Linked DNA regions of Homo sapiens: all the other regions are linked to region 1. A link is a loop called in an ENCODE intact Hi-C map of the cell type or tissue named here. Cell type or tissue: endothelial cell of umbilical vein. All regions are shown on one strand. Links, peaks and the distances in the headings refer to the core of each region. The heading gives the core; the rest is flanking DNA.

What was found. Hi-C counts contacts between places; a loop is a spot of excess contacts. Peaks named below come from ENCODE experiments on the same cell type or tissue, not always from the same donor. Only the 100,000 strongest peaks of a DNase experiment are listed, where the experiment ranks them.
Region 2: a loop joins it to region 1, with 3 times the contacts of the local background. A loop is called at or near these places in 2 of 110 quality-filtered maps.
Region 3: a loop joins it to region 1, with 7 times the contacts of the local background. A loop is called at or near these places in 2 of 110 quality-filtered maps.
Region 4: it touches region 1 in a loop (29-fold over the local background); 3 of 110 quality-filtered maps call a loop at or near these places.
Region 5: a loop joins it to region 1, with 8 times the contacts of the local background. A loop is called at or near these places in 8 of 110 quality-filtered maps.

What each region holds. Positions count from the first base shown.
Region 1 is chr7:152,143,081-152,149,340 of GRCh38, forward strand. It overlaps KMT2C (lysine methyltransferase 2C), which reads right to left. Exons shown (of 59, transcript NM_170606.3): 52 at 4,953-6,072; 53 at 3,519-3,655; 54 at 2,073-2,215; 55 at 1,633-1,801. Among named protein-coding and RNA genes, the nearest start is that of GALNT11, 120 kb to the left of the region's middle. In endothelial cell of umbilical vein, for the core only: a CTCF peak has its summit at 3,101 (motif pointing left); a DNase peak (open chromatin) is centred at 2,851; H3K27ac peaks cover 793 bases.
Region 2 is chr7:152,433,025-152,439,284 of GRCh38, forward strand. It overlaps KMT2C (lysine methyltransferase 2C), which reads right to left and starts at 2,979. Exons shown (of 59, transcript NM_170606.3): 1 at 2,602-2,979. The coding sequence starts at 2,762. It also overlaps the pseudogene FABP5P3. RefSeq lists enhancers at 1,046-1,095, 1,406-1,475, 1,946-1,995, 2,036-2,265 and silencers at 2,746-2,805, 3,186-3,235, 3,326-3,615, 3,656-3,995. In endothelial cell of umbilical vein, for the core only: no CTCF peak of the experiment used is centred there; DNase peaks (open chromatin) are centred at 1,797 and 3,757; H3K4me3 peaks cover 2,858 bases; H3K27ac peaks cover 2,545 bases.
Region 3 is chr7:151,365,276-151,371,535 of GRCh38, forward strand. It overlaps NUB1 (negative regulator of ubiquitin like proteins 1), which reads left to right. Exons shown (of 15, transcript NM_001243351.2): 9 at 1,664-1,850; 10 at 2,586-2,693; 11 at 3,460-3,612. It also overlaps a transcript of WDR86 not described here. Among named protein-coding and RNA genes, the nearest start is that of NUB1, 27 kb to the left of the region's middle. In endothelial cell of umbilical vein, for the core only: a CTCF peak has its summit at 3,028 (motif pointing right); a DNase peak (open chromatin) is centred at 3,026.
Region 4 is chr7:152,821,255-152,827,514 of GRCh38, forward strand. It overlaps ACTR3B (actin related protein 3B), which reads left to right. Exons shown (of 12, transcript NM_020445.6): 8 at 2,088-2,261; 9 at 3,776-3,868. Among named protein-coding and RNA genes, the nearest start is that of ACTR3B, 65 kb to the left of the region's middle. In endothelial cell of umbilical vein, for the core only: CTCF peaks have their summits at 2,312 and 2,513; no DNase peak of the experiment used is centred there.
Region 5 is chr7:152,703,948-152,710,207 of GRCh38, forward strand. No RefSeq gene overlaps it. Among named protein-coding and RNA genes, the nearest start is that of XRCC2, 31 kb to the left of the region's middle. RefSeq lists a silencer at 2,577-2,753 and an enhancer at 3,046-3,125. In endothelial cell of umbilical vein, for the core only: a CTCF peak has its summit at 3,185 (motif pointing left); a DNase peak (open chromatin) is centred at 3,174.

The DNA.
Region 1 (6,260 bases), core at 1,236-5,235:
AACACGAATGGGTATAAGAGTGAATGGACTATTTAAAATGAAAAGTAATTGACTTAGCAGGGGAAAGCTAGAACTGGAAGGAGTAGAGGCAAAGCACTAATTCACCCACAGAATCCGAGAGAGGCTCAACAGAGAGGGGCAACAGCAGAGAAAACACAGATACTCCACTCATAATGTAAAAACAAAATATCAAACAAGATCAAGAGCAGAAAGGGCTCGTAGCTAATCTCTAAAAATAGACAAGAAAGATTAGCAGATAAAGTAGAGGAAGTCTCAGAAAGAACAGAGAGACAAGGAAACAAAGAACAGAAGGGGAGAAAGGATATAAGACAGAAATTACTCTCTGACATGCATGAGAATCATCCAGGAGGCCCCACCTCCAGAGCTGGATTCAGTGAGGCTGGGCTGGGGCCCCCGAACCTGCACATCCTAACAAGCTCCCAGGTGACACTGCTGCTTCTAGTCTCAGGTCCACACTGTGAGATCCTGAATCTCAGGGGTTTTAGTGCAAACACAGAGGAAACAGAGGGGCAGAACTTGCAAAAGAATGAATACAAAACACATTTCTCAGACGGAAGGTCACGATGCTCCAGGTTGAAAGGGCTCATCAAGGGAGGAAAGCAATCAACAAAAAGACCTCCACTGAGGTGTAGTTCTGTGAAATGTCCAAATATCAATAAAGAGAAGATCCTACAAACTTCTAGTGAGGAGTAAAAGGGTTCCAACAAAGGAACAAGAATCTGAATGAGTATAGACAAAGGAACGCTGATCCAGTTTATAGGGTAAAGATACTTTGCTGGCTGCTGAGAGGGAACTGGATGGGAGGAGACAGCCAGGCCTGCAGTGGTACAGGCAAGTGATATGTGGCTCAAGATAGGGCTGGTAAACCTAAGAGTGGATCTGAGAGAATTTTTAGGAGAAAACAGAACTCGATGATGCTTTAGGTTTAATCTGGCAGTACTGAGGCCAATGTACACAAACGGTAACATCACTCAGCAAGGAGCTTGTAGGATGGCGGGGTTTAGGAGCTGGACAAGTTTGACAAAGTAAGAGCTTTGTAATTCCATTCTGAGACATCCAAGGAGAAAAATGCTGAACAGGCATTTGGATATTTGGGTCTGCAGCTCAGGAAGTATGGACTATAGGTGTAAACTTAAATGCTTAGCCTATACACGGCCTTACTTGTAAGATAGTCCACAGTCTACCAAAAAACATGCACTGATTTCATGAAACGGTAGCTTCCAAAAGATAAGGTAACTTCCAAAATTGGTGTACCTTTGGAAAATATTTTCATTTGTATTTCTCTCAAGTGCTTGAAACAGCTCTACTGAGCACTCCACAAATCCAGTGTGTGCAAATTACAATGCTACCTGCCTCCCAGGAGCTCTCAACAAGATGCAAAGATGTGGATTCCACTGGTCTGCTTTCCCTTTGGGGAAGCCAATCACCAAGTCCCAAGACTACATATTAAATCCCTAGTGTTACCAAGGGACAGGATTTGATACGATTTTGAAAACACGTTTCTGTCCCTGCAGCTATGTGAAATCATTTTCACATACTGGACATCAATAGCTTCAGATTGCTAGACTCCACCCTGTCTCTCCACTTCCTGTACACAAAGTATTTCTTCACCTGAATCCGAGACCGTGCCAGATACACATTGGATTTCCATTCAGTTTTCATCTTCCGGTACTGCGATGACTTGGAGTGAACAAACTGTTTACTATAAGGTGCGTTCAGTTCTCCAGTGACTGTGCTCTGAAATGACTTTGAGGTGCTGGTGCTGTTTAAGGTGTGAGGCCTGCAGACAATGGCATATCAACAGGAAAAAAATACAAGGAAAACTGAAGATACCTCTGAGTAATGCCCAAAACCAGGTTAATTCAGATTCTTACTGACAGAAACATACATGGAAAGCTGCCTAGCAGAGACACACGGCGAGTTCTCTTATGTAGTTGGGCACATACACAGCCAGACAGCAGGGTTTGTAAGCAGCAGACAAATCAAGCACAGGAAACCACTAATACGCCTAGAAACCCTGGGCTGTACTATGTGAAGTTAAAACAAAATACCTTAACACAAACCTCTTGACATGGGCACTCATTTTAGGTTCAGAACGGGCACAACCTGTGGGGTTAACGGCAAGAGGAAGTTCCATGAGAGGATTTCGGCCGTATCGGAAGGTATAATTTTCACATGCCTCAACCCCAGGAAGCTGAAAAGAAGCAAAGCAGACACAAAGTCACCCCATCTGATGGAGACTACAGACAATCTCAAGCTGGTCAAAGGATGGCCCACGACAGAAATAACTCATCAGCGTTTTCCCCGATAATAAAATGGTCTTCTAGCTTATGTTAACACTATTGGCCTGCAGGTAGATCTACTTAAATATGAGTATGCAAATTCAGTTTCAAAGCCAAACTTAGGTAAACCCTGCCAAATGCTCCTTGAAGAAAAAGATTAGCCCATGCAACAAACACTGGCTGACCAATATACACGCTTGTGTGATTTCAGGGCCTGACTGAAACACACAATACCCACAAACACAGGGCATGTAATGATTCGCATTGAGTTCTTTCCCCTGTATTAATGCCAACTTTTATATCTCTGTCTGGAATTTTACAATTAAAAACAGTTAAAAAATCATCTATATGGTTTCTTTCTTGATCGTTTCTCACTCCTTTCAATTTGACTCTGATGTGATGAGGTTATCGCTCTCCATGTCCTGGGAGCATAAAGCATAGGTGTTAACTCAAGCTTTACTCAAAGTCATTTACATGTTAAAGGTCTTTTCTGGAATACATTGCTTGTGAAATTTATTTCTCTGTAGTCATAAAAGATAAGTATCATTTAGGCAGGGCGATTCCAAAGAAAACAATTAGGCACATTACTCAGTGGCTTTTGGGGTTTCCTCTGCCTGTCCAAAGAAAACACACCAATGATATTTTTATTCTTGAAAACAATGCCTTAGAATCATACAATTTTCTAAAACTATTGTGTAGATATGGTTCAGTTAGACTCACTGACAAACAGGCTTGTAATCTTTTAAGCAAAGAAATGTCAAGAGAGGACAGAAATCAGTGCTGCTGCGATCTACTGCCCTCTAGTGACTTCATCCTAGGAAGAGGGCAGGAGAGTGGCCATAAATACCCAAGTGTCAGGAAATGGGCACACTGACATTCTGAGGTGGGAGAAACTTCAGAAAGGCAAGGGAAGAGGAGAGTGTCCTCACCCATCCAGCACACCCAGAAGATGTGACAAGCCTGGTGTCCTTCACCCCTGCTTGCCTCCAGCCTGGAAGAGAACCTGAAGTTGGTTAACTACCTCAACTGGGTGAATACCAACACGGCTGAGCTCTCCCGATTAATCACCAATGCCTTATTCCTCTAAGAGAAACGGGTTAATGCACAGGCTCAGTCACTTTCTGAAGAGTGCCACAAATGTTACAGCATGTGTTCAAGTGGTCACACTGAATCAGGAAAGCAATTCCAATCTCAAAGCCTGACCAAGACACTCACTGATTCCGCTATGCGTGCCACTGCAGAGACGGTCAGGCCAAACAGATCCTCTCCTTTTAAATACGCTGGGAAAAGCTGGAGCATTTCAGACTTTTTTCTCACACATGCCACAGGCTCCAAAATCTTATCCCAGACACCTACACAGGGACAAAAACATAATTTTTATAGGAAATAGGATACAGTATAAAAAACAAGAGCAAAATGAAGAATAACCACTCACAAGGATTTACTAATTTCCAAATAAATCCTGTTGGGCAATAATCTAATAAATCTGTTTGGTAATAATCTAATGAACCTGTTTATTAAATGGCAGCAATTTTTTTTAAAGACCTAAATTTTGGGGAAAATAATAGATTAAGGACATTAAAGTGAAAAAACTTAATGTAACTGAAATTCATGCAAACAGTTCATTTACTTTCATAGTGGCCATATAACATACCAGATTTTAAAATGATTAGTCTAATTGGTAATGTCTATAGCTATGTTCCTTTCCCCTCAGATTTAAATTAAAATGTTAAATTGATATTTTCTTTGGAATTATCTTTAGAGTATTTTCAGACTTTTTTTTTTTAAGTGCTAAACTTAAGAAAGCAGCTCCACATACTTTTGTTTGTGTACTTTCTACATAAGCAAAAGTGACAATCTAGACTTAACCATGGAGGTCCAAACTAAGTGTTTAATTTCCATCTCTAAACTTACGTAATATCTGATGTTCCTATACATTGTCTTATGACAATGTATACAGTATGATTTAGATGTCATTCCTGCCTTCTAGAAACTGACTTTAAGAAAAAGGGGGTCCCTGCCAGGTACGGTGGCTCACACCTGTAATCCCAGCACTTTGGGTGGCTGAGGCAGGTGGATCACCTGAGGTCAGGAGTTTGAGCCCAGCCTGGCCAACATGCTGAAACCCTAAAATACTAAAAATACAAAATTAAAAACTACTAAAAATATAAAAATTAGCCGGGCATGGTAGCGCAAGCCTGTAATCCCAGCTACTCGGGAGGCTGAGGCAGGAGAATCACTTGAACCCAGGAGGCGGAGGTTGCAGGGAACTGAGATCGCGCCATTGCAGTCCAGCCTGTGCAACAAAAGAGAAACTCCGTCTCAAAAAAAAAAAAAAAAAAAAAGAAAAAGAAAAAGAAAAAGGAGGTCCCCAATGCAAATGACAGGCAACCTTTATCTACAAATCATTCTCGGATTTACCTCACCAACTCGTATGTTCAAAGATATATTGATTATGAAAGTGTTTAGACAACTGTATAGCAAAGAGAGCAAGGTGTGAGAACACAAACATTGGCATTTGTAAATGAAAAATACACATTATAAAATATAAAACTAACATGAGACAAACATGGAAAATTGACAAAATACATTCATTAGCCTGACATCAGAGTAAGTAGCACTGCACAGCATGTGAACGGCAGACGTTACCTTTAGGTGAGATGTCACTTAGAACCAGGTCTTCATGGCCTTGTTCCACAATCCTGATGACAAACACTGGGCGCCCATCCTTCTCCTCAATGGAGCACAGGTAGCGGCAGCGCCTATTGGCATAGCGAGTGCTCCAGTACAGCCGGCTGGCTTCATAGCCCACAGGGAAGAGTGCTTTAGGAGAATGGAATGCTTGCATCTGCTGTGGAAGCAGCTGACCAATTGTGTGGAAGATGAGGCTACCCACGCGAAAGGTATGGTCCCGTTCTCCTCGTTGCACGATGCTAGCAATCTGTCGCACCTCATCACGCTGAACATAGACCCTCCTGAAGACTGCAAAGTAACTTAATTCTTGCTCATGAATTCCCTTTGGTTTGTGCATGGGGCAAAGCATAGTTTTGTCCTTAAAAAACATGCATTGTGCTTTAATGGCGCAAGTGAAGTGATAAATGTTGGTGCATCGAAATCTGTGGCATCCACTAGTGGCACCCGTCTTGTGACAGAAGACACATTTCATTTGTAGGCCTCTCCTCAGAGCTAGCTCCACATTTATTAAGGCACCAGCCTGAGTCTCATAGACCTCCGTGGACCACAGAGCGCAGTTCAAGTGGACCCACAGATCCAAGTCAAGGTTGAGTAGCCTTGCTGGTCCATCTGTCAATCCATCACCTTCTTCATGACAAAAGCAACATTTCCGATAGTCTTTGGGCACAGGATCAGGTTTAAGGGAAGTGCCCAATTTCTTTAGAAATTCATCTATTTCATCCTCACAAGGTGGTTTAAATGTCCCCTTAGGGATTACAATATGAATGCTCCACTTCTTCCATTTCATTCCTCTCCATTTTTTATTGAGCGGCCTGCAATCTTCAAACCCACCATGGACAGCTCTTAGCCGAGGCTTCAGCTTGACTGTCACCTTCAGCTCATCTGGCTTGGCCTCGACTTGGGCTGCTTCAAAAGCAGGAGGGAAGGCGATGGGTGGTGAGGCAGGGGGAGAAGCTTTCTCTGGGAGCTGGGGGAGACAGTGCACATCCAAAGTGGAGATGTTGTTGCTGTACTGATGAAATGCTTTGGAAGGCGTTTCTCTCATAGGTGATTGTGGCAATGAAGGAATGGATTCCTGGGCAACATAAAGAAACCATGACAAAGAAAAATAATTCACAAGCCCGGAAAGCAATTCTTGTTAAGACAAGAAGCTGAGCAGTATGACTGAAGAGGATGGGTGACCTGAGGGGCAGAGGGAGAGTCAGCAGTAAGTGCTGGGGGCTCATGCACCGCAGAAGCTGACCATGCTCTAAGGTGCACAGG
Region 2 (6,260 bases), core at 1,282-5,281, 290 kb after region 1:
GTAATCCCAGCTACTCTGGAGGCTGAGGAAGGAGAATCGCTTGAATACACGAGGCAGAGGTTGCGGTGAGCCGAGATCATACCACTGCACTACAGCCTGGGCTACAGAGCAAGACTTCGTCCAGAAAAAAAAAAAAAAGGCATCTTCTCTACTTAATGTAACTCACTAAGTTAATGAACATCTAAGTAACATTAGCAACTTAAAATATCTCTATGAGATTTAGCAAAGAAGATTAATTTTCATTTCTCAGGTGAATTATTTGCAATTTCACATAATTTCACTGGTTACAAACCTAATTTACACTGGTTACACATAAGTTTCACTTTCAGGGTCTTTACTGTCCAACTACAGGGTCTTTTCTGCATGGATTCTTATACAGTATAGAGATACACAATTCAAAAACCTCTTTGCTTTCCAATTCATATGTTAGTTTCCATTTACATGTTGCTAAAAACAACTGGAGATTCCATTCCCTTCAAAAGACACAATTTCAAAAAAAACGCTCTAAAAAGTTTAGACCCGTCAAATTTACCAGTAGACTTTAATTTCCTATAAAGAAAGCAGTACTAGTTTTCAAATCTAAAAGAAAAAGCTCTCTACAGACTTACATTTGTTCTAAATATTTCCAAAAGTTTTGATTTTTCATAGTTAGATTATACTGTTATTCAGCAGAAATTTTTTATCTTCTCCAAAGGCTGCCTATTTCTTCATGAGATTCAGAATTAAAATAATAAAGTGGCAATACCCTAATCGTCCAGTGCACTCAGGAGCTGCACTAATACAAATGAGCTCATTTCAAAAGTAGGGTGTGTGCGAGTGTGCGCGTGCGTGTGAGTGTGCGCGTGTGCGCGTGCACAAGCACGCCCTTACAGGAGTATGGGGTGTGGGGTGTGACAACATAGATCTAATCTTTCTGGAGTAAGAATTCAAATGCAAATTTAAAACAATACTTGCAAATTAATGTTCAGTAAGAGATGAAGAAATGCTTTGCAAATAGTGAAATGGGAGGCAATCAAGGTAAAACCCCAATATGGCTTGTCCTGAGTTGCTTTAAAGGATGCAAAAAAAAGTGGCTTACATGTCTAAAAATTACTTAAACCTCCACTTCCTTCTACAAATTTCAGTTAATACAGAATAAGGGCATTTTATACTTGCCACTGTATTACAACGCAAGTGGCATAATAAATAAGTCCTAACTTTGTATCACGAACAAGCTAATGTAATAATGTACACACATCCTGTACTTGCTTCCCTCACGATTATCATAGCTAGGTAACAGCTGGCAATAAAATATGGAGGCAAGTTGAAGGCCCTGAATCATTTTCATAGTAAAAGGACAGCGGGGCAAGAAAAGAGCACATTCAAGTCAAGAGCTCAATGGGTTCCCACAACCCAGCTCTGCTATGCCTCAGTTCACGCTACTATTTTTACTACAAATCACCAAACAACAATACTATTACTAAGTGAATGCACCCGAACCAAAGAAACAGCCTATCCATAAACGTGCTGGCTTCCTTCACGTCCCAGCGCACCCTTCCACTCCCGACAGTTCAATGAGAATATCATCTCACGAAATGAGTAAGCACACACGCCATTCTACAACTTCGAGAGACATTCACAGTTCTTCCACGGCACACGCGAGAGCCACAGAAGCCGAGCAGTTCGCTGGCACTAAAACGGTGTCTTAATTTACAAGCAAAGCCGTCAAATAACCGTTCTGTAAGAAGACATTTCTGGTCCTCTAATAAGCTGGGGTCCAGCCCTACTGTACGCTCAAAGGCAGGCGACCCTATTCCCAAGCCCCTTACAGCTAAGACTTACGAGGGAAGCGACATTTACATCTGCACTCTCTCCGAATAAGTGCTCTTGGTATTCTGCCTTACGAGGGGACGCTGGCTACGTCTCCAAAACTTAGGCAGGCCGTTCCCCGAAGCTGGGGGATCCCACAGGACTTGTGCTTTCGGAGCCCGGGAGTGCGGTGCTGGGTGTTGGGGGAGGGGGGAGGAAGAAGTCAAATGGCTTCCTAATATATCATCAAAAGAAGAAAACACAGGTTTGGGACCAGGAAAAGTTCCAGGAGCAAGTCGCTGACAAACAAAAGCTGCACTCGCCCGGCCGCTTTCTTCTCGCCCCCAGCCCGCGCCCCGAGACCACCTGGCCCGGGCGTTTTGACAGCTCCGAGAGTTTCCCGAGCGCCGACGGCTCGGCGGTTCGCCCGGAGTCCGTCCGGGGACTACCTGGGCGCGCTCCGGGCTTGTTTTCTCAATGATCCAGCTAGGCCAAGACGCGGCTACGAGAAATTTCTCCAAAAGAAGAGTCGCGGAGAAGACCCAGTGAAAAGGCCCGACTGAAAAGTAAAGTGTGCGGAGCCGGGCGCCGGCGGGAGCCCGGGCGGGCGGCGCGGAGCGGGGGAGGCCGGGCGCGGGCGGCTACCGAGGGGCGCGGGGCCGGGGCCGGGAGCCGCCACCGCCCGCGGGCCCGCCCCGCCCCCACCCCGCCGGGGGGCGCCGGGGCGCGGAGGCCGCGGGGCGGGCGCCCGGTGACAGCTCCGGCCCGGCGCCGCCGCTGGCTCCCGGCCTGGCTCCCTCGCACTCAACTTACTTCTTTCTGGCTCTCTGGAAAGGGGAAGCGCCATCTTTGCGAGGCCGGCCCCGAGGTCTTTTGTCTGCGGCTGCGGGGCTCGGGGCCGGGGCTCCAGGCTCCTCGGGGGGTGGTGGCGGCGGCTGCGGCTGCTCCACGCTCTTGTCCTCCTCCGACGACATCCTAGTCACCAGGAAAGACACATGGATCCCGGTCCTCCTCCTGGGGGGCTCCCGCCGCCGCGGCCGCCGCCGCCGCCGCTGCTGCTCGGGTTCCTCCTCCCCGGCTCAGCCTCTCGCATTTCCCGCAGCCCCGGGAGCAGCAGCAGGTACCGGGAGAGGCGGCAACATGGAGCGAGCAGGACACGCACTCACACACATCGGCGCGGGCGCGCGCACCTCCGCGCGCAGGGGCCGGGCGGGGGGCGGCGGGCGGGGCGGGCGGTGCGGGGCGGGCGGGGCCGGCGGGTGCGGGCGGGCGGGGCAGCCGGGCGGGCGGGCGGCGTGAGGGGCGCCGGCCCCCGGGGTCTCCGCCCGCGGCCCCTCCCCCGAGCCGCCCGCGGCAGGAGGAGAAAGGGGCCCGGCGCGGGGAGGGCCGGCCGCGGGGCCCGGCGGGGGCGGCGAGGGGGTCGCGCCCCCGGCCGGCCGCCCCTCCCCCGCGCGTCAGGCCCGTCAGGCCCGGGCGGCGGCGGCGGCGAAGTTTTGACAGCTGCTCCAGTGGCGGCGCTGGGCGCCGGGCCGCGGCTCGCTCCTCACACTCGCTCTCTCACACACGCTCGCTCGCTCTCCCGGAGCAGGGGAGGAGGAAGTTTTGCGGGTGTGCTTGGACCCCACACACACGCCGCGCGACCGTGGCCGTCGCGCGAGGCCCGCGCCGGGGATCCCCCGGGGCGACCCGCACCACAGACCTCTCCAACTCGCAGCCGTCGCGCCCACACACCGCCGCCTCGACGGCCCCCGCCCGCTCCCCCACACTCGGCCCCTCGCCCGCCCCCCGCGCGCCGCCGCTGCCACTCACGGGCCTCGCTCCGCGCATGCGCCGCTCCCGCCGCCCGCGGACGCGCCGCCGCCGCTGACCTCACCGCCCCTCCCCCTCCCCCCCGGGTTCCCTCCCCCTGTGACGCGGCGGCCGGGCCCAGCCGCGACTCCGGCTCCGGCTCCGGCTCCGGCTCGGGAGGTAGCCAAGCTGTGGACCCAGAGATCCGGGATCGGGATCGGGGAACTGCGGGCGAGGGCGGGAGGGAGCCGCGGACACACGCCGAGGCGGCCGCGGTCGCCCGGCGCAGCCCGGCGCGAGGAGCAAATGTGCGCCCGCACGGCGAGGGCAGCCCGGGCTTCGCTGGTTCTCGCCGAGGTCTTTCCTCGTAGCGCCCACACTACGGGGAGGAAAAGGAATGGAGTCAACTTCGTTCGAATCCAACGCCAGTTAGTTTCCTTATTATAACGTCATTTTTTTTAATCCAGAAAAGGTTCATAAGGATGTAAGACGAAAAGAACGATGACAGCTCGAGAAATAAAACGGTTAGAGACAAAATAAGCCAATAAAAACCCAACCACTTGATTTTAACGTTCAGTGTGTTGTGATGAAGAGGCAAAAATCGAAGTACTTCTAAGCCACCTCTCATAATATGTAAAAATGGTAAAAAGAAAAATGGGGCTAGAATCCGCCTGAAAAATGCACTTTCTCAAGAAGGACAGTTACAAATATGGGATTCTGGATTTCTCAGGCTAATACCTAACACTTGGACGATGATCTATTCTGTGCTTTCCATTCACTATCGATTAGTTTATGAGAGTGAAAAAATTCTAGATTTGAATGGGGGGAAATAGTAAGACCTATCAACCATTTGTGAAGGATTGGGGTAAACTATCATTTAATAAGCATCTACTTTGGGCCTAGCGTTAAGAGGCACACTCTCATGTTGATTTCTTTTGATCTTCGCAGTGTAGTTTTAGTGTAAGGTAAAAAAAAATAGGCTCCTTTTCCAGCGATGTTTGCTTTCCCTTCTAGTAGCTAGGATGTTAACTTTAAACTGTGTCTTCTACTTGGGCAAAATACACACACTTTGATTCCCAGAGCCTATTCTAAATGAAAGCATAATTTTTTGAAATGGCTGAAATGAGGAATAACGTCAGATAGTCATTTGAATACCTTCAGGGTTTAATCCCTGCTGGCTCTTTCAAATTTACTAAATTTATAACCAAAGGAAATTTGGGATTGAGGAGGAGGCTGGCATGGTAAATGCAAACTAGAAATTAAAAGTGCCTGACGATTACACATAGAAATACAACATATATGTGACTAGTGATAAACATATGATGTGATCTAGTGAAAGTTTACTCAGTACAAATTTGAAAGCACCCTTTCTTTTTTCATTTTCTTCAGCACATTGTACTTTAAATAAAGTGTGCTTTCAAAACTGGATTATTGATCCAAATATTTAGCTGTGTTCCGTACTGAAATTAGAATAGGCACTTCCACGGTGAGTTTCACATGTACAAAATTATACATCAGGATAATTTACTTCCATACGCTTCTCCAGCACTTCTGAGAACTTAAGTGTCAGTGGATACAAATTGCAAGTCACTCCTGCTGGAGAGTTCACAAGAAACAAAGGGTACTAAGAGCAGAAAAGTGAGCCGAGTGAATGGAAGGGTAGAAACAGAGGTTTGTGCAGGGATGCTTCTGGATAGATGATGATGCAGGTAAGTAAACTCAGCCTGAAATCTCCATTCCTTTGGCCACTATGAGCAGGGAGTTGGGATCTGTTTTAAGAGAGCTGATAGCAGTCTCCTTGGCATGAAGTTATCATGAACAGAGCAAATCAAATATAACCCAGGATGCTGAGGAAGGATTCAAGGAATACTTATTCAACATAAATAAAGGTTTTCCAGAGGTTTTTCCGTCTCAGTCATCCAAATTACACAGCTCTGAGACCACAGTAGCAAAAATCTAGGAGGCAGGGAGCTGAGGTCCTTCAAAATTATGAAAGCAAAAAGGCAGGAGCATCTGGAAACAGTACCAAATACAACAGAAAAATATTAGAATGTGTACTTTCTAATAAGTATACATGTTAAATATGGGATTTTAAATTTAGGTAGATGTGTACTAACCTGTTAACCAATCATCTGCAAAGGGGTGAATTACAAGGGACTTTTACTGTCTAAAATATTTGAATATTTCAAAGCACATGTAGTAATCATCTAATCATATATATATATATATATATGTAGTTTTTAATGGGGAGGGAATGAGCATTGTTATCTTTGACAAAGAAAAACCAACATCTCAGAAAAATATAGGCAAGGAAGATTCTCAAAGCATCTAGCAAACAAGTGACAGTGAATAAAAATTCATAGTCCAATATTCATTCTTACTAATTGAAGGCCTATAACATGTGATTGTCTTTATTTAGAATGCACAGGTTCACTACTAAATGTTGTCTCTCTTGTTTTCCCATAAATTCCTCAGGGCTTTTTAGGAACCAAACTTTCACTGTTATAGAAGGACCACTGAAAGCTTAAATTTTAGATCTTAGAATTTTTGTGTTCATATTGTTATTATTAAAGTTGCACTGTAGGCTGGGCACTGTGGCTCATGCCTGTAATCCTAGCACTTTGGAAGGCCAAGGCGGGTGGATCACTTGAGCTCAGGAGTTCGAGACCAGCCTGGGCAACATA
Region 3 (6,260 bases), core at 736-4,735, 780 kb before region 1:
GTTTTTTGTGTGTTTGTTCATTTTGTTGGTTTTCTTCTCTCTCTTTTTTTTTTTTTTGGCTGCACAAATAAATACTCACTCCTGGGTCAAACTTGAGATAAGTGCATATTGATTTTATTTTTAACTGACATGAGGCCATTTCTGCCCACGCTCTTGATGCTTAGTAAAACATGAACGAGCCTGTTAAAGCAACATGCAGGAGATGGAGAAGTTCGGCCACATGCCCATTGCTTTCCTGCGAGTGGCAGGAGAGTCTTCTGTCACTGGGACCAGAATGTGCCTAGAGGCAGGAAATCTCAACACGACTGTGAGATCAGACCACAATCCACAAAGCGCTGCTGTTTCTCTCAAAGGCAGGTTCTCAGGCTGAGCCGTAGATTTGGAGAAAGCACCCCTCACCCAGCTCCACATCTGTGTGTCTGCGTGCACACGTGTGTAAAACATGGTGTATGTGTTCTCAAACATTCACGAAATTAGAAATGTTGAGAGAGATGAAAATAAATATAAAAATACTGCTGTGATACATTTTTCTTGCCGCACCCACAACTGGACTGTGTACATGGGCCCTCTTTAGGAGACTACTGTTTTAAAGAGTAAATGACAAAATTAAAGTCCTTTTTTTTTTATTCCATGCATATTTTGATAGGCAGGACAGGAAGCTTGAGGCCATGTGGATTTTGTAGTTTTATACAAGAGCATTCTTATTTTTAGTAGAACACCAATGAACATAAAGAGAGAAAACCTTGTTCATATACAATGTGTGGTTCCAAATGTTCTTATTGAAGACTTGAGACCTAGATTGGCATTAGGAATTTTTAATGTAATCATAACTTAAAATTAGTCACCTTGATGGCTGTCTTTGTCAGTGCTCCTCCTGGAGCACACTGACTTCTGTTGCTGTCTTTCTTCCCTTTGCTGCGCCTGGGTTCAGCCTGCTGCCACGAATACGGAGTCAAATTTTGCCTGCACACAGGCCCTCAGAAATCAGCTGGGCCGTTAGAGCCTGGTGCTTTCTGGATTGTTTTTCCCCCAGCTTGAATATGATTGAACATGAATGCCTTGTCAGAGCCGTCATCAGCTGAGGCATTCATAGTACGTAGGGATTTTTTTGGTGTCTTTAAAGAAGTGGTGTTCAGCCCTGGCTGTACACTAGAATCAGCTGGGGAGACTCTGGCAGTATAACCACCAGGCCCAACCCCCAGAAATTTCTGTTATGTTTGGTCTGGGTGGGATCAATGATTCTTAAAGAAAGAAAGAAAGAAAGAAAGAACGTTGCTCTGGCCCAGGTGATGCTGATTTGCAGTCAGGATTGGAAGTCACAGCTTTAAAGCATGGTCTTCCCCGTATTTGCTGAGGGCCTCTGAAACAGTGGCCCTGGGTTCTGCTTCCTATCAAGGGGCTGCATGTGTGTCCTGGGGCAAGTGGTGGTAAGCTTTGATTCCTAAGCCCTGATTTCTGATTTCTCTTTCTTTCCCCCATTAGAAGGATGAGATTATAAACACAGCTCCCTTCCTAAACATTAGGATCTCTCTTTTAGAGCAGTCAGCCTTTGAATATATACCAAGAACGGGGAAAGAATTCCAGTCATTCACAAAAAGGTTTCAAATGCTAAAAATGTTTCAAATGCTGCTTGGCAGTGATGTCACTGTCCTTCTCTTTCCAGTGAGTGTTGCAGAGAGCTGCTGGACACAGTGGATAACTACGCCGTCCTCCAGCTGGATATAGTGTGGTGTTACTTCCGCCTGGAACAGCTGGAATGCCTTGATGATGCAGAAAAAAAATTAAACTTGGCCCAGAAATGCTTTAAAAATTGTTACGGAGAAAATCATCAGAGACTGGTCCACATAAAAGTATGTTCCTGGAATTCATCTTATGTCTCGTTGAGTCCATTTCTAGCATTTGTGTTTATTCCTGTTAAAGTATTTGAACTACTGCCAGAAGGTAATTTCATTTTGATAGTAGTATGCAGTATAGTCTTTTTAAACTATATATTTATAAAGTGTTCAATGTTTTACAAATCTGGCTGTCTCTCTTACTTAGCGTGTGAGCATTTAGCCCAAAGGAACATGGTTTGCTAGTCATAGAACCCCATCAGTGATCACCCTGACCAGGAGAGAGCTGCTGACTTCTTTATATCGGTAGAGTCTAATTTGCAAGATGTAAATGCAGAAAATAGACATTTCAGCAGTAATGGTTTACGTGAATGAGTCACAGCTCAAGAGCTGTGGCTCGAGTAAGGATTTTTCTGATTTCCCCAAGTCATCAAAATCCTGCTGATGCAGACTCTCTGATACCTGGTTTGGATTTCTGCATACTTCTCTGCTGACCAGAAGGGCCACTGTGCTGCATGTCTGGAGGCTGGTGCCCTGACACTGACTCTCCTGTGTGGCATGAGGAATGTTATCATACCACAGGGGATGGGGAAGAGGGGGCTTCACTTTTGCCGTCAGTCATAGTGAAGCCATGGACATTTTAATACCTATCATGTTGCCCCTCTGGAGACCAAGGGAATGACAGAGATGAGTATTATAGACCTGTAATTAGAAATAAGGCAATTTTATCCTTTTTTTCTTCAATAATTTTAGGGAAATTGTGGGAAAGAGAAGGTACTGTTTCTAAGACTCTACTTACTTCAAGGGATCCGAAACTATCACAGTGGAAATGATGTAGAGGCTTATGAGTATCTTAACAAGGTAAGAAAAGTAAAGTTGTAACCAATTTTCACCTCCTTTTAAAAAACATTCCCAGAAGTTAAGGATTTTAACTTAGTAGTTTGTGACTTGTGAGAAACATGCCTGTGCTTTCTCCGTGCACAGGAGATGTTGAACCAGAAACATATTTGTATATGTTAGAGTACAGCCAGATGCTGTAATGAGACTTCAAAAAGACAGTGACTTTAATTGGATAGAAGTTTATGGCTCACTCATCTTGCCGTCTAGAGGTGAGCCAGGCCGGAGCAGTGAGCAGCCCGCCAGCCTCAGCGAGGCGTCCTAGGTTGCTCCTGTCAGTGCCTCTTCCAGCCAGCAGAGGGGGCAAGAGAGAGTCCAGAGCAGGCCACTGGAGAGATGACCCCGCAGCTGCACCCAGCGCTGTGGCTGCATGCCATTGACTTCGACTTCACTACCTGGCTACACCCAGCTGCAAGGGAGGGTGAGAAATGCCACGTGCACAGCTGAAATTCGGGGGCTTTTGTTGCAAAAACAAAGTGGTTACCAGTCACTTCTGCAACACCCAGCCTCTTACCTCGTGTTGTGCTGTGGCTAAGTTATGTGAGTAGAGGTAGTGTTGGTCTGTTTCCATTTGTACTTGTTAATAACAGGCCTAGTTTAGAGATTTTATCCAAAATCTGATGCCTTTTAATTCACATTGGATACAATCTAATTTCTTTTAGGCTTTCACTTTGTATTAAGCTTTAAGTATTGCCGTGGTTACATGATTCTTACATTTCCCTGTCTCTAGGCACGTCAGCTCTTTAAAGAGCTATATATTGATCCATCAAAAGTGGACAATTTGTTGCAGTTGGGGTTTACTGCCCAGGAAGCCCGGCTTGGCCTGAGGGCGTGTGATGGGAACGTGGATCATGCGGCCACTCATATTACCAACCGCAGAGAGGTACCCACTTTCACATGCCCTAGCTCTCTTGGGTATGAAAGAACAAAAAAAGATAATCCCACAGGAGTGTTAATAACCAGGAACTCTTTATTACTCCAGATTGGGAAGGAAGGAGAAACTTGTCCTTTTTTTTTTCTTGAGACAGAGTCTCACTTTGTCATCCAGGCTGGAGTGCAGTGGCACGATCTTGGCTCACTGCAAGCTCCGCCTCCCGGGTTCAAGCAATTCTCGTGCCTCAGCCTCCTGAGTAGCTGGGATTACAGGTGTGTGCCACCACACCTGGCTAATTTTTGTATTTTTAGTAAAGATGGGGTTTCACCATGTTGGCCAGGCTGTTCTCAAACTCCTGACCTCAAGTGATGCGCCCACCTCAGTTTCCCAAAGTCCTGGGATTACAGGTGTGAGCCACCGCGCCTGGCCGAAACTTGTCTTTTTCAATTGGATCATTTTTCACATGCTGCAGTCTCCTTAGTTTTGTTTCCTGCTGTGGTGGCAAACGGTCCCCTCTCTCTCTTTCTTTAACACCATAGTGTATTTCTGGAAGTCATTTTAAAAACAAAATTGTTTTTTCATGAGGTCATTATTAAAGTTGGGGATTGCATCCTTGCCTAGAAACATAAGTCAAATCATAGAAACAAGTTGTATTATATTATGAAAGCACAGGTTAAAAAACTATAATCATTTGAAACAATTAAGTACATTAAAGAAAACCTTAGAATTTTGGAGTTGGAAGCATCCTTATTCTATCCAATATGTTCTGCAGTGAAAGAACTGAGGTCTAGAGGGCGGTCATGGTGGAATATTAGCAGGAGAGCCATTTTTCTTCTTGCCAAAACAAGAAGTTGGTACTAGATTATCTCACAGGTCCTTTCTAGCTGTAAACTCCAGCCATAGAAGTCTCTAGAATCTTCACATGTATGTTACCTCGTTTCCCTTTTTGCTAAACACTAGGATAATCCTGAAGGAAAAAAGCAGCCTCAGGGGTATTTGGATGGGAGCAGGAAAGCCCCGTGGTTGTTTGCCTACCTGATGCCAGAGAGGGAGTGGATTCGTGGGTTCATTCCGTGGTGAGCAGTCACAGGGTTTCTCCTTTTACAACACCAGCTGTGGTCATTACCTTTCTCTCTTGCCTAGTCCAATCGTGGTCCTTTGGGTCTTGCTATAGAAGTCAATGAGTAGGTAAAGGCAGAGACTTTGAAAAGCTGAGTTCTTTTTTTTTTTTTTATTCCAGAGTCTCACTCTGTCACCCAGGCTGGAGTGCAGTGGCGTGATCACTGCAACCTCTGCCTCCCAGGTTCAAGTGATTCTTCTGCCTTAGCCTTCTAAGTAGCTGGAATTACAGGTGCCCACCACCACGCCCAGCTTTACTTTTTGTATTTTTAGTAGAGATGGGGTTTTACCAATTTGGCCAGGCTGGTCTCGAACTCCTGACCTCAAGTGATCCTCCCGCCTTGGCCTCCCAAAGTGCTGGGATCACAGGTGTGAGCCACTGCGACCAGCTGAAAAGTTGAGTTCTGTGTGTTTGAGTTTTACATGGTCTAATTCAGTACTAACAGAAAAATGAACATTGCTGATACTGATTTATTGCTTTACTATTACTCCACTACCAGTAAGAATTTATTATTTTTATTTTTATTTATTTTTTCCTTTAATTTTATTTTATTATTATTATACTTTTAAGTTTTAGGGTACATGTGCACAATGTGCAGGTTAGTTACATATGTATACATGTGCCATGCTGGTGCGCTGCACCCATTAACTCGTCATTTAGCATTAGGTATATCTCCTAAAGCTATCCCTCCCCCCTCCCCCCACCCCACAACAGTCCCCAGAGTGTGATGTCCCCCTTCCTGTGTCCACGTGTTCTCATTGTTCAATTCCCACCTGTGAGTGAGAATATGCGGTGTTTGGTTTTTTGTTCTTGCGATAGTTTACTGAGAATGAAGTAAGATTTTATTAGCATCTGGAAAGCTAGTGTTTTAAAATGAGATCATTTGGAAAACAGTTCTCATCACTGTATAAGACTATAGTTCATAAAACATTGTCACACTCATGTCATTCACTTCTGCCTGTGACCAGCCGAGAGGCCACAGGACAGGTACTTCTCATCTTACACATGGGAAGAGCTGTTGCTCAGAGGTGGTCTTTTAAAGTATAGTGGAGTCATATCACTTGTACATTTCTGAAGTTAAAAGCCCTTGGAGAAAATGCAAATAAAAAAACCAGTGTATATAGTGCAGTTGATCCTTCTCCCTCTTCCACCCAACAGATGTTGTTAGTTACGATGCCTTTGGCTGAAAGCAACAACAACAACAAAAAACCCAAAATGGCCTAAACATCAAAACAAGGGATGTGGTGGGATTTATTGGCCGTTTACTTGTAAAAAGTCCAGAAGTAGGATAGGTCTCAGGGTTAGGTGATTCATTCAGTGGCTTACTGATGTCACTGAGGACCTGAGGTCTGTCTTTTACCCCCACCCCCCACCCCATGTCATCAGTGTCATCCAGTCACAACAAGGGCCATAATCTGTGTCCCAGAATCCTCAGGGAAAATCCTGAGCTTCTTGTGATTGGGCAGCCTTGAACCTGTCACTGAGGCTGGAGGAACGCCAAGACTGGCTCAGGCCTGTGGCAAGAGATAGAGGGTTG
Region 4 (6,260 bases), core at 755-4,754, 680 kb after region 1:
CTTTGCCTTTCCTCCATGGAAGAATATTTGACTATTTGATCCAAGCTCCCTTGCCACTCCAAATCTGTTAGAAATGTAAGTCAGAATTGAGCCCCTTCATAGTGGCTCACATCTATAATCCTAGGGCTTTGGGAGGCTGAGGCTGGAGCATTGCTTGAGGCCAGGGTTCGAAACTAGCCCAGGTGATATAGCGAGATCTCGTCTCTATTTCAAAAAAGAAAAAAAAAAAAAGAATTGAGCCTTTTGTTATTGACGCCCAGGGTCCACTCCAGTGAGTCTGAGTCCTCCCTATTTCCGCCAGGATTGCTGAGCAACACTGCCACGGAGGGGCTTTCCTGACCCTCATGCTGGGCCTTCAACTCTCCACACGGGCTGTTGGGGTTCCAATTTGGACCCTGAAATCTGGGCTGATGTGCTCGATGTGACTGTGTGTCTCCCCCCTGTGAAGGCTGGGAGTAAAAGAGACTGTTCATAGCCTCCGAGTCAGCTGCCCTGGCCCTGCTGTGTGGGGTAGCCCTGTTAGTTCTCACCTCACTTCTCTCTTTGAAGGAACAGATCCTGAAAGGCGTGGTTTAGAGCTCCCCCCGCTTCCCCTTACTGCCATGGCCTTCTGTGGTTGTGAACAGGCCTGAGGGAGTGTGTAACGTGAGCACACCACCCTTGCAGCATGAATCCTGAACCTTAAGGTTAAGCCTGTTACTCTGCACCCAACTCAATGGAAACATTTCCTAGCAAGCATTTGAGTTAAGTAAGCTGAGATGCTGTAGGATGTTGACCAGGCCTGTGAGGAGAACTGAATGCCTTTGTCTCCAGTCTTGGTAGATTTGAGGTTGTAATCAGCTGACCCTGTTTCTCTGTGTCATCAAAGAACACAGGGTTGTGTAGCACTTCTTGCCTGTCAGTCTTCTTAAAATTCCGCTAGAGTATATCCAAGATACCCAGAAGATGGCATTAGAATATGTTTCAGGGATGCTAAGAAACTTTAAACTTAATACCACGAGAGCGTCTTTGGAGGTCCTTGAGAGAGCCATTCCTTCCACGGTGTGCTCAGCGCCAGCTGGGCGGCCCACCTCGTGCTTCCCGTAGGCAGCAAGTATCTGGGGGTCACCTGCTGCTATGCGGAGGCCAGCTCTAAGGACACATATCAACACAAAGGTGTCCAAGAACATTCATCTTACCAGATACCCAGGAAACACTTCGCATCCCTCAGGCTGCCTGTCGGTGCAGGGCGGGAATCGTTAGCGACTTCTCTCGCAGCAGCAGCAGCATCCTGGCGGCTTCAGTCCTCCCACCTGACTCTGCTTTTCCTTTCTTCCCCGGGACCTATCACTTTATAACCTACCATGTCATTTACTTATTATGGTTGCTTATTGTTTTCTGACTCCCAGCTAGAGTGTAATCTTGGCAGGGATCTGTGTGTTTCGCTACCTTGTGTATCCCAAGTGCCTAGACAATAAATCTGTGTTGATTGAGGGACTTAGAATACCCAGTCAACAAGGTACACTGTCTCTAGGCAAAGAGATGGTGTCAGTGGAGCTGATGACAGTGCTGTGGCCAGCTCCACACCAGATTAACAACCAGCAGGTTGACAGTGGCCACCCGGCTTGTGGCGTGCTGGGACCCAAATGGGACCCAAAGAAGCCGCTGCAGTCAGGTTTAGGGTGTAGACAGTGCCGCACTCGGTAGTTGAGCTTGCAGCACGGGTCCGCTGGTCCAGTGTGGACCACAGTGAGGTGCCAGAGCAGGCCATAGGAGGCATCTGAGAGGAACAAGGCAAGACGAGGTGCTTTCTAGACACCTGTAGACATCATTTCAGATATGATAGCGATAGAATTGGATAGACCAAGGCTGAGATTAATAGCTGAGTTGCAGAGAAAGCAGACTTACCTGTCCGAAGTCCAAGTGTAACCATGTCTAACATGAAAGACGATGGAATGTGAGGCTTGATGCATATCCACACTAGAGTTACGGTGGGGGCGGTTCTGATCCCAGGGTGTGTTTGCTCATGGGCTTCCTGGTTATTTGTCTGAGGGCAGAGACACTGGGCAGTTGTTAATGCCTGGCAACATCTTTGTGTGTGTATGCAGGAGAAATACTGTTACATTTGCCCCGATATAGTCAAGGAATTTGCCAAGTATGATGTGGATCCCCGGAAGTGGATCAAACAGTACACGGGTATCAATGCGATCAACCAGAAGAAGTTTGTTATAGACGTTGGTTACGAAAGATTCCTGGGACCTGAAATATTCTTTCACCCGGAGGTGAGATGTTTCCTTTTTTGTGTGCTCAAGTGTGGGATGGAGCGATACTGCCACCCAGAGTGTAGAAAGAGCAGTTCCCAGCGAAGGGCCTGTGAGCAGGGTGGCCGTCATTCGGTCTCTCTGCATCCCCTGTGCAGTTTGTCTGCTTGACAGATTGTTCAGTTTGCCTCTCCGTAGAGCTGGTTATCTGTTTTAATAGTTAAGGATGGGTTATACCACAAATAGGAAGACTTTTAGGAGCAATAGATGACAATAGAATTAAAAGTAATCTCCAAGGGTTGTGGGTGGTCACATGCCAGCATTACAAGTAGCTACTCTCAAGGCCTATATGGAGGTTGCCTGTGCATAAGAGTGGGATAATATGTAACCTTTCTATCTTTGGTGATTGCCCTTCCTAACTTCTAATTTTAACCCTGGACAGTTGGTCCTGCTCTATTCCCTGCTGCAAGTTAGGTAAAGCTTCTGTCTAAGGCCAGCATTTCTATTATTTAGATAATCTTAAGAATTAGAAATGTCATCATTTTAACTAGTAGTCATAAGGAATTATTAGTGCTTTTGCAGAAAGCAGTAATTAAGAGGCACATTTTAAGATTTACATATAATGCATTTTATTTATATTTTGGTATATATTCCTGGCTAATTCAGTTTATATTCAGTAGGTGGGTTACAAACTGCTGTTTGTTTTTAGATGTGTATATGACTATTTTGTACAGAGAAACAGCATAGAATGTGTTCCTCGCTAGTAATCTGAATAATAAAATAATAATGATAATCTAGTGAATGCTCACTTTTAATATGTTGATTTGAAATGGACATAGAACAGTCAAATGTCCAGTGAACAGCTGGTGAGCAACTGAATATCCTCCTCCTTCCTCTGAGAGTGCACATTCAAGCTTACTTTGATTTTTTAAAATATTTCAAATGAAATGTAATTGAGTTGAATTTGTTATACTTTAGCTTATTTAACTTATGGAATTGAATCTATGGCTGTTTATTCAATAACATGATTATCATGTGGATTGTTTCATGTTAAACAAACCCTTCTCATTAAACAAAACACTTCCCTGCATCTTCTAGACCAGGTTTAATTAATCTTTCATTGAACCTATTTCTTTTTCCTTATATACTAATTTTCTCATAATACGAATATTGTCAAATGATATGTCAAAGTCATGTTTCTCACTGCGTGTCACATAGATCGTGCACATACTCTCCACTGCTCTTAGTAGACTGAATCACTGTGTATTCATGGGGTGGGGGTGGTCTGTCTGTGATGTTGTTGGTATTTTTTCTTCACTAAATCCATACATTTTACCTCATGAGGAGAAATGTGTCATCACCGCTCCACGCACTTGTAGTCACATGGGATTCATTTGACATATCCTTCATTCCAATGTGAATTCTTTTAAGTTATAATAAATTGTATATTTGTTAAAGTTACTTTAAAGAAGTGTGCATGTTGTTCTATTTGAGAGAAATGTGTAATGTTTCTTTTATATTGATACACAATTCAGTTTGCCAACCCAGACTTTATGGAGTCCATCTCAGATGTTGTTGATGAAGTAATACAGAACTGCCCCATCGATGTGCGGCGCCCGCTGTATAAGGTATGAGCTGCCTGGGTAAGGTACTTTGATTTCATTCCACAATTAAAGGCCCATAATTCTTAGAAGACGGTATTACTGTCTATTACTAGTAAATATCCCTGTTTCACCTTCTGTTTCATAGGATTTGTTAAAGACAATATAATTGTAAGAGAAAATGGAAATATGACTCAGTTAACTAGAATTTTTATTTTATTTTATTTTATTTTGGAGACGGACTCTTGCTCTGTCACCCGGGCTGGAGTGCAGTGGTGCGATCTCAGCTCACTATAACCTCCACCTCCTGGGTTCAAGCAATTCTCCTGCCTCAGCCTCCTGAGTAGCTGGGACTACAGGTGCACGCCACCACACCCAGCGAATTTTTTTTTTTGTATTTCAGTAGAGACGGTGTTTCACCATGTTGCCCAGGCTGGTCTCGAACTCCTGAGCTCAGGCAATCCACCCGCCTTGGCCTCCCAAAGTGCTGGGATTACAGACATGAGCCACCATGCCCGGCCAACTGGAAGTATTTCAGTATTGTAAATATATTTTATTATTATCTGACAAGATATATTTTAAGGTGGACAGTTTTAGCCACAAATATCGATGGAAAGTAAGAGCGGTGCCCTCCCCCATGCTTTCCGTGAATTCCATTGGTTTCGTTTCATGCATATTTGGGTTTGGTGCCAATGTGGTGTCATCACATAGAAGTTAGAGCCCAAAATGGGACAGTCAGATAGAATATGCTCATGTATTATTATGATTTTTTTCAAAATTCTTAGATTTCAGGGAATTTTGAAACCTGGAATGAGGAAAATCTAGTCTATATGATTATTGAGTAAAAAGAAATCCTACTGACAGCCCGAGATGGTGAGCAGGAGGTGATGGGCAATTAGCCTTCCTGCACCTTTAATCAGTCTTTGCTTGAGTGAGTCGCGCCGTCAGCTCAGTGGCATGACTCACTCGCCTTACTCAGACTCAGGTCGCTGAATTGTACAGAGAAGAGAATCAGGCTCAACTGACAGCACTCAGCATTGCGTCACCTGTGCCGTGGAATACTATGTAGCTTTTTAAAAGAATGAGGTAAATCAATATAAATTCAGATGAAAAGATAGCTATAGTATATATTAAGTGAAAAAGGAACTTGTAAAATTTACATATATTTCATTTTATATAAAATATATAGTTTGCGTATTTTTTGAATTATGTATGCTAAACTCTTAAAGTAAATAAAATATCTTTGGGGTGGAATGATGGATAACTTTTACTTTCTCCATTTTGTGTTTTAAAGTTGTTTGAAATTTTACTGTTAAGATTTTTTTATAATTAAAATTTTTTTCTGTTTAGATAACTTTTGAGGGTGTAAACAAATTACAGTTCAGTTTTTGCTGCATATTCTTAAACACTTGTCTAATACAAAGTACAAAGAAAGGGGAACTAGAAAGAGACTGGAGTATGCAAATGAAGAAAGCTAGCGGGTCATGTCCTTCCCACTTCAATCCCACCTGACATTAGCTGTGTCTCCTCATCAGTGAAAGCAGCAGCAGGGAACACTGTTCAATCTTAATCCCATCATAAAGCAGAGGAAACTGCCAGCAGTTACAGATTGCTCCTCACGGGGTGGGAATTTTCTTGTTTGACAGTTTAGCTCCCTGGACTTTATAGAAGTTTTGGAGCAGAGATGGTCTTGGAGACCATGTAGATGGAGCCCCTTATTTAGTAGATAATGACACTGAGCCCCAGAGTTGGGAAAAGGTGGCGAAAGGCGCCTGGGTTATGTGCTAGGTGAGATCATGTGGCTGCCAAGTGGCACGGTTGGCTTTTAAGCCCGTTTCCCGCATCTTTGAAAACTCATGCTTTTCCCACTGTATCACACTGAAAATTATGTAAAATGCGGAGGGAAGAGGATTCTTCTTTTTGTTGCCCGTGCTGGAGTGCAGTGGCGTGATCACAGCTCACTGCAGCCTCGACCTCTCGGGCTCAAGCGATCCTCCTGCTTCAGTCTCCCAAGTAGCTACAGGAACATGCCACCATAGCCGGCAAGATTATTCTTCAAAGAGGGAAACCCTGTCCCTGACCACTTTGTCACTAGGATAATCATTTCTTCTCTGTGGCTTTCAGAAGGGTGTAGCTTGGCCCTGGCTGTCAAGTTTGTGCAGAATAAATCCTGTCTTCCCTCAGCCGTCTTGGTTTTTTTGAACAGGACCTCTCCAGTGTTATGAGTGCCTTGCAAGTGATAGAGAATTCACGTAGGATTGAGAGGTGGAAGGATTGAATGTCCTGGGGCTGGCCATGCTTTCTCGTTTGTCACATAGCTGAACTCTATACCCCGTTGTGGGAAAGGAGAGACACAAAGGAGGTCACCTCCTTTGCCACCTAAGTTAGAGTAGACCAGAATATGTTATGATAAAAATTA
Region 5 (6,260 bases), core at 1,221-5,220, 560 kb after region 1:
AAATTTACTAATTGAAAAGAAAATACATGGACTAAATGAAAAGAAAATATAAATCCCCAGCTATATAAACTCTCCATTAACCTGAAACTGGCTAACTATAATAATCAATAAATTTGCTGGGTGCAGTGGCTCATGCCTGTAATCCCAGCACTTTGGGAGACCGAGGTGGGTGGATCACTTGAGATCGGGAGTTCAAGACCAGCCTGGCCAACATGGTGAAATCCCGTCTCTACTAAATATACAAAAATTAGCCAGGCATGGTGGCGGGTGCCTGTCATCCCAGATACTCAGGAGACTGAGTCAGGAGAATCGCTTGAACCTGGGAGATGGAGGTTGTAGCGAGCCGAGATCGTGCCACTGCACTCCAGCCTGAGCAACAGAGCAAGTCTCCATCTCAAAATAATAATAATAATCAATAAATTAGGCTTTCTTCCTCAGAGTTATGCAAGTGTAGCTACTTCAAGATTTGTATTTATCAAAGAATTTGTGCTTTGACATAAAGATCAAGACACAAAATTGCAGGAGATATTTCAGGACAGGTGGAATTTCCTAACTTCTTAAAATGCATGAGCAAGGGTGTTACATATGGTGAACCCCAGTTTCTCTTCAAAGAACCAGTATGTCAGTATGTTCAGCTCTCTTATTCTTTGATTCTCCATTTTAAAGTTTAACTTCCTGGTTCTCTTAGCCCCCTTCCTTCTAGTTTCAGTAAACAACTTTCCCACCAGTCCTAACCAGTAGTTCACAGCGGTCCCCTGATCACCTGCTTTAACCTAAGTCACCTTTAGTTACCTGTTCCTAACCATCCTTCCTGCCAAAGTACTCACCCTGCCACTCCAGCTCGTATTCCTGTTCTCTTTAAAATAGCCAATCAGAATTAGCTTAGACTGTGTGGTCCAACCCTAGCCAATATGGGAATGACACAGCAGTAGGGGCTACTTGTGTCAGGAATAAGAACTCCTGCCCCTCCCCTGTTCAGGTGTGCTCTTGCCATTGTTCCATCTACAAGAAGCACCCTTTCTGCAGAAAGTAAAAATTGCCTTGCTGAGAAAATTAAATTTATGTTCGAGTGCTATATCTTTGTGGCACTGAGGAATAAGCATTTTGCATTTCTAGCAAAGGGTAAAAAACACTGTATTTGAATCAGAAGACTTGGGATTGTGTCCCAGATTTGCCTCTTTTAGTTTTTAATGTATTTGAACTGCAGTTTCCTCATAATGTCATCATCATCATTAACTATTTAGTGAGCATTTACTATATGCCAGTCACTGTACTAAGTGCTTTACAGAGATGATCTATGTAATCTACACATCAACTCTATGAGGTTCATGCCTTTATTAACCTTGTTTTACAGATGAGAAACAGGCTCAGAGGGGTTAACCAGCTTGCCCATGGACACTCAACCCTGAGAGAGAGTTGAAATTCATATGCAAATAGCCTGAGCCTTGCCTCTCCCATTCCAGAGGTAATTCTGGTATACTTTTTTGTAAAGTTCCTTCTTGTTTGTACATCCTTCAATCTATTCTACCTTACACAGTCAGCCAGGTCTTCTTTCAAGATACTTCTCAGATGATTCTCTTCTAAAAACCATAACTAGCTTTTGATTTGCATATGTGAAACTTCACATTTTCTAACCTGGCATTCAAGATATTTTATAATGTGCTCCAATTCATCTTTGGAGACACAGCTCCTAGAGATTTACCTGCTGCCAATTGAACTTAGTGAAAAGCCTCTCAGGTGTCACCTGTCCCCTCACTCTTTTTTTTTTTTTTGAGACGGAGTCTTGCTCTGTCTTGCCCAGGCTGGAGTGCAGTGGCGTAATCTTGGCTCGCTGTAGCCTCTGCCTCGGGGTTTCAAGCGATTCTCCAGTCTCAGCCTCCCGAGTAGCTGGGACTACAGGCGTGAGCCACCACACCCGGCTAATTTTGTATTTTTAGTAGAGACAAGGTTTCACCATGTTGGCCAGGCTGGTCTCAAACTCCTGACCTCGGCTTCCAAAAGTGCTAGGATTACAGATGTGAGCCACCACACTTGGTATTTTTTTGTTTTTTGTTTTTGTTTTTGTTTTTTAAGCAGAGTTTCGTTCTTGTCTCCCAGACTGGAGTGCAGTGGCATGATCTCGGTTCACTGCAACCTCTGCCTCCCGGGTTCAAGCAATTCTCCTGCCTCAGCCTCCTGAGTAGCTGGGATTACAGGCACCTGCCACCATGCCTGGCTAATTTTTGTATTTTTAGTAGAGATGGGGTTTCACCATATTGGCCAGGCTGGTCTCAAACTCCTGATCTCAGGTGATCCGCCTGCCTCAGTCTCCCAAAGTGCTGGGATGACAGGTGTGAGCCACCGCCACCGGCCAGGTGTCACCCTTTTGTGAAACCAGATTATTCCTGTCCACAGGGATCTCTGCCTACCTAAATGGAAATCCTAAGGCAAGGACAGTGAAATTATTGTATTTCCCTAAATGTAACATTACATATAGTTATTTGTGTGCATGAATTATCTCCTTTATTATCCTATAAGATGATAGAGACCAATGTATAGAAAGCTATGTATAGCTCTTTCCAAACCCATTTTGGGAGCTCAGGGAGTATTTCCAAAAGACATAGATTGCCGGCTTTTCCCAGAAATGGGACCTGCAGGGAGGTGTGGCCCCTGAGGGGGTGGAATCGCTGAAGCTCGGGCAGATAGCAGTGGAAGCTAGACTATTACTAGCTTCTTTCAGTATCACTTCTACTTTGCTTTGCTAACAAAAGAAAGCTGTTAAGCCTCCGGCCATAGGAATCAAATGGAAATGTCCCTCCCTTCTAGGCAAAGCTAGTGCCCTGGGCTTCGTTGCATTGCAAGTTTACTGGAAAAAAAAATTTGAGCTTTTATTCAGTATTTATACAGTCATTCCCTAGAATCTCCTTCATCCGGTCTTAAAACTAGAATTTGACACAGTGGGTTTAGGTTGAATGGTTTAGGCAACCAAATTAATCATGGCAGTCAAAAGTCCCTTTGCATTTTTCTTTTACAGTCCTCCCATAAAGTTAATATATTTAAATGGTTGTGAGATAGACAATTAAGCATGGCCCTTTACCTTTTTACAGTAAGGGATCACAGCAAGTGGGACGGAGAGAGAGAAAAAGAAATTCCTTGACGTGTGTCCTTGCAAACAGACAACTAGCCAACGCTGCCTCCTAGTGTCTAAGGTAGACACTGCCTGAGGGATTTGGATGTGAAGCTGTGGTTTGTTGGAGGGGAGGTTTTGCAGTATATATGAATATCTATTAACTGGCCAGCACAAGCAATGGATTAAAAAGTTTAATCACTGTGGGGCGTGGTGGCTCACGCCTGTAATCCCAGCACTTTGGAGGCAGAGGTGGGTGGATCACCTGAGGTCAGGAGTTCGAGACCAGCCTGACCAACATAGCGAAACCCCATCTCTACTAAAAATACAAAAATTAGCCGGGTGTGGTGACGGACACCTATAATCCCAGTTACTTGGGAGGCTGAGGAAGGAGAATCACTTGAACCTGGGAGGCAGAGGTTGCAGTGAGCCGAGATCGCGCCATTGCGCTCCAGCCTGGGCAACAAGAGGGAAACTCTCTCAAAAAAAAAAAAAAAAGTGTAATCATAAAATGGATCCCAAGCAAGGAACTTTTGACTTTTTGTGACCAGATTCAAACCAGGTCTACACACTCACACGCCTTCATGAGCCTGGCAGGTGGACGTGACATCCCGGGAGTGGTAAAGGCATGCCCCGCATGAAGGTGCTCAGTTTCCTCAATGTTTAAAACTTCGTGTGAGCCCAGAAACATTTCTGAGGACCACATCACTAGGGCACAAGTTTACATTTAAAGGATTTTAAATAGGAGAAAAGAGATTTTCTTTCTCTTGGAGCTTCTTTTTAACTCTAAGAAGTTGCCAAACCTACTGAACTCTGCTACTGAGTTTGCGAACATGAGATACTTGTTTTCCCCAGTGTGTGCCACAGCACAATAGGTGACACAGGCTCTCGTAACCTCCGCTGGCGTTGTGGGTATGTGACCCATACAAACGGGCCCCACGCTTAGGAGTCCCACACTTGGTTCAAGACTTCAGTTGCTATCTTGAAATTCTGAATGCTTTCTGACCAGGGGACATGCATCTTCATTTTGCACAGGGAACTGTGAATTATGTGGCAGGTCTTGGATGTAATAGAATTTGCTACCTTTGCTTCTGTTCTCTTCTGCCTATTTCCTGCCCATCGTCTATGTTTTTGGTTTGGTGCTATGCCCTAAACCTTACCCAGAAAAAAGAGTCTTGGCAATGGTAACAGAAATCTGCCCCATCTTTTGCCTCCCAACTCCAGAGGAGTTTGTGTCCTCTTTTGATTTTATTTTTTTATTTTTTATTATTTTTAATACAGGGTCTGGCTCTGTCACCCAGCCTGGAATGCAATAGCGCAATGATGGTTCACTGCAGCCTTGACTCCTGGACTCAAGAAATCCTCTTGCCTCAGCCTCCTAGATAACTGGGACTACAGGTGCACGCCACCGTGCCTGGCTAATTTTTTATTTTTGTGGAGACAGGGTCTCACTATGTTACGCAGGCTGGTCTTGTACTTCTGGGCTCAAGCAATCCTCCCCACTTGGTTTCCCAAAGTGCTGGGGTTAAGTCATGAGCCACTGCACCCCAGCCGCGTGTCCTCTGTTGAAGTGCACCTGCCAGGGTCACCACACAGTGACGATAGCAAGGCCTGTGCATCCTCACGGTTTGTTTTGTCATCACTTAGTGGCTCCTTTCCAGTTACCATGTTTATACCAGCACTATCTTTTTTTTTTCTTTGAGGCAGAGTCTCCCTCTGTTGCCCAGGCTGGAGTGCAGTGGCATGATCTCGGCTCACTGCAACCTCCGCCTCCCTGGTTCAAGCGTTTCTCCTGCTTCAGCCTCCCAAGTAGCTGGGACTACAGGTGTGTGCCACCGCGCCCAGCCAATTTTTGTATTTTTTGGTAGAGACAGGATTTCACCATGTTGGCCAGGCTGGTCTCGAATTCCTGACCTCAAGTGATTCGCCTTATAATCACTTGTGTGCTCGTCTGATGTGATGGCATGGTAAGAAAATGAGACTGGGCCGAGCGTGGTAGCTACTGCCTGTAATCCCAGCACTTTGGGAGGCCGAGGTGGGCGGATCACCTGAGGTCAGGAGTTCGAGACCAGCCTGGCCAACATGGTGAAACCCTGTCTCTACTAAAAATACAAAATATTAGCCGGGCGTAGTGGCAGGCGCCTGTAATCCCAGCTACTTGGGAAGCTGAGACAGGAGAATCACTTGAACCCAGGAGGCAGAGGTTGCAGTGAGCCGAGATCACGCTGTTGCATTCCAGCCTGGACAACAAGAGCAAAACTGTCTCAGAAAAAAAAAAAAAAAGAAAAGAAAAGAAAAGAAAATGAGACTGGTTTCCAGAAGCCATTCAATAGAATCAGCCTCAGGTTTTCTTCTTTGTATATAGTCACATGAACTAGCTGATTAGACATCTGCCGTTGGGAGACAGTTTGAGGGGCATTACCAACACTTTTGCAGACCAATAATGAACATTCCCAGTGACCCAGAACAAACTCCCAGTAACCCAGAAACCACTTTTCAGTGACTGCAAGAAGAAAAGCTCTACCGTAAAAAGCAGAAAGCTTTCTAAATGACCATAGAATCACCTTTGGAAAAGTTGCCTTAGGGCCAATTTTAGAAGTAGACAGGTTCTCAGTATTAGGGCCTTAATGACACAATTACCACCACCCTCCTTATTTAGTCAGATTCATTAAGCTCTTGGTTTCCATGAACTAAATCCAGCCCTTTTGTTGGTAGTTGAGGTAATAAATGGTAAATGGCACCTTTCTCTAGCACCCATTTGATTAGTTTAAAATGACCTCATACTAGTGTCACAGACTAGTGTGACTCAGCCTGATGTCATCAACTCCTCTTAAATGACTGCTAATTCCCCATGGCAATCAGCACCTTCCCAAAAGCTTCAGCAGAGAAGAGTCTTAAAAGCCTTTTGTTCTAACTTCTTTTTTTTGGACATCGTACAATAGGCTTTAGCCTTGGGTTAATTGTCTCTGTGGACATAGTAAGTCTTTAATGTTTAGTGTCTTGCATGCGAACAACTTGTTGAGAATAAGCCACCCCTTCGGTTCCAGTTTTTAGTAAAAGCTGTCTTCTAATAAGACTGAATGGAATAAAAAAATCAAAATCCAAGAACCAGTTTACTCTGTTAGAGAATGTTAGTCAGTGTTCCAGTTCATGA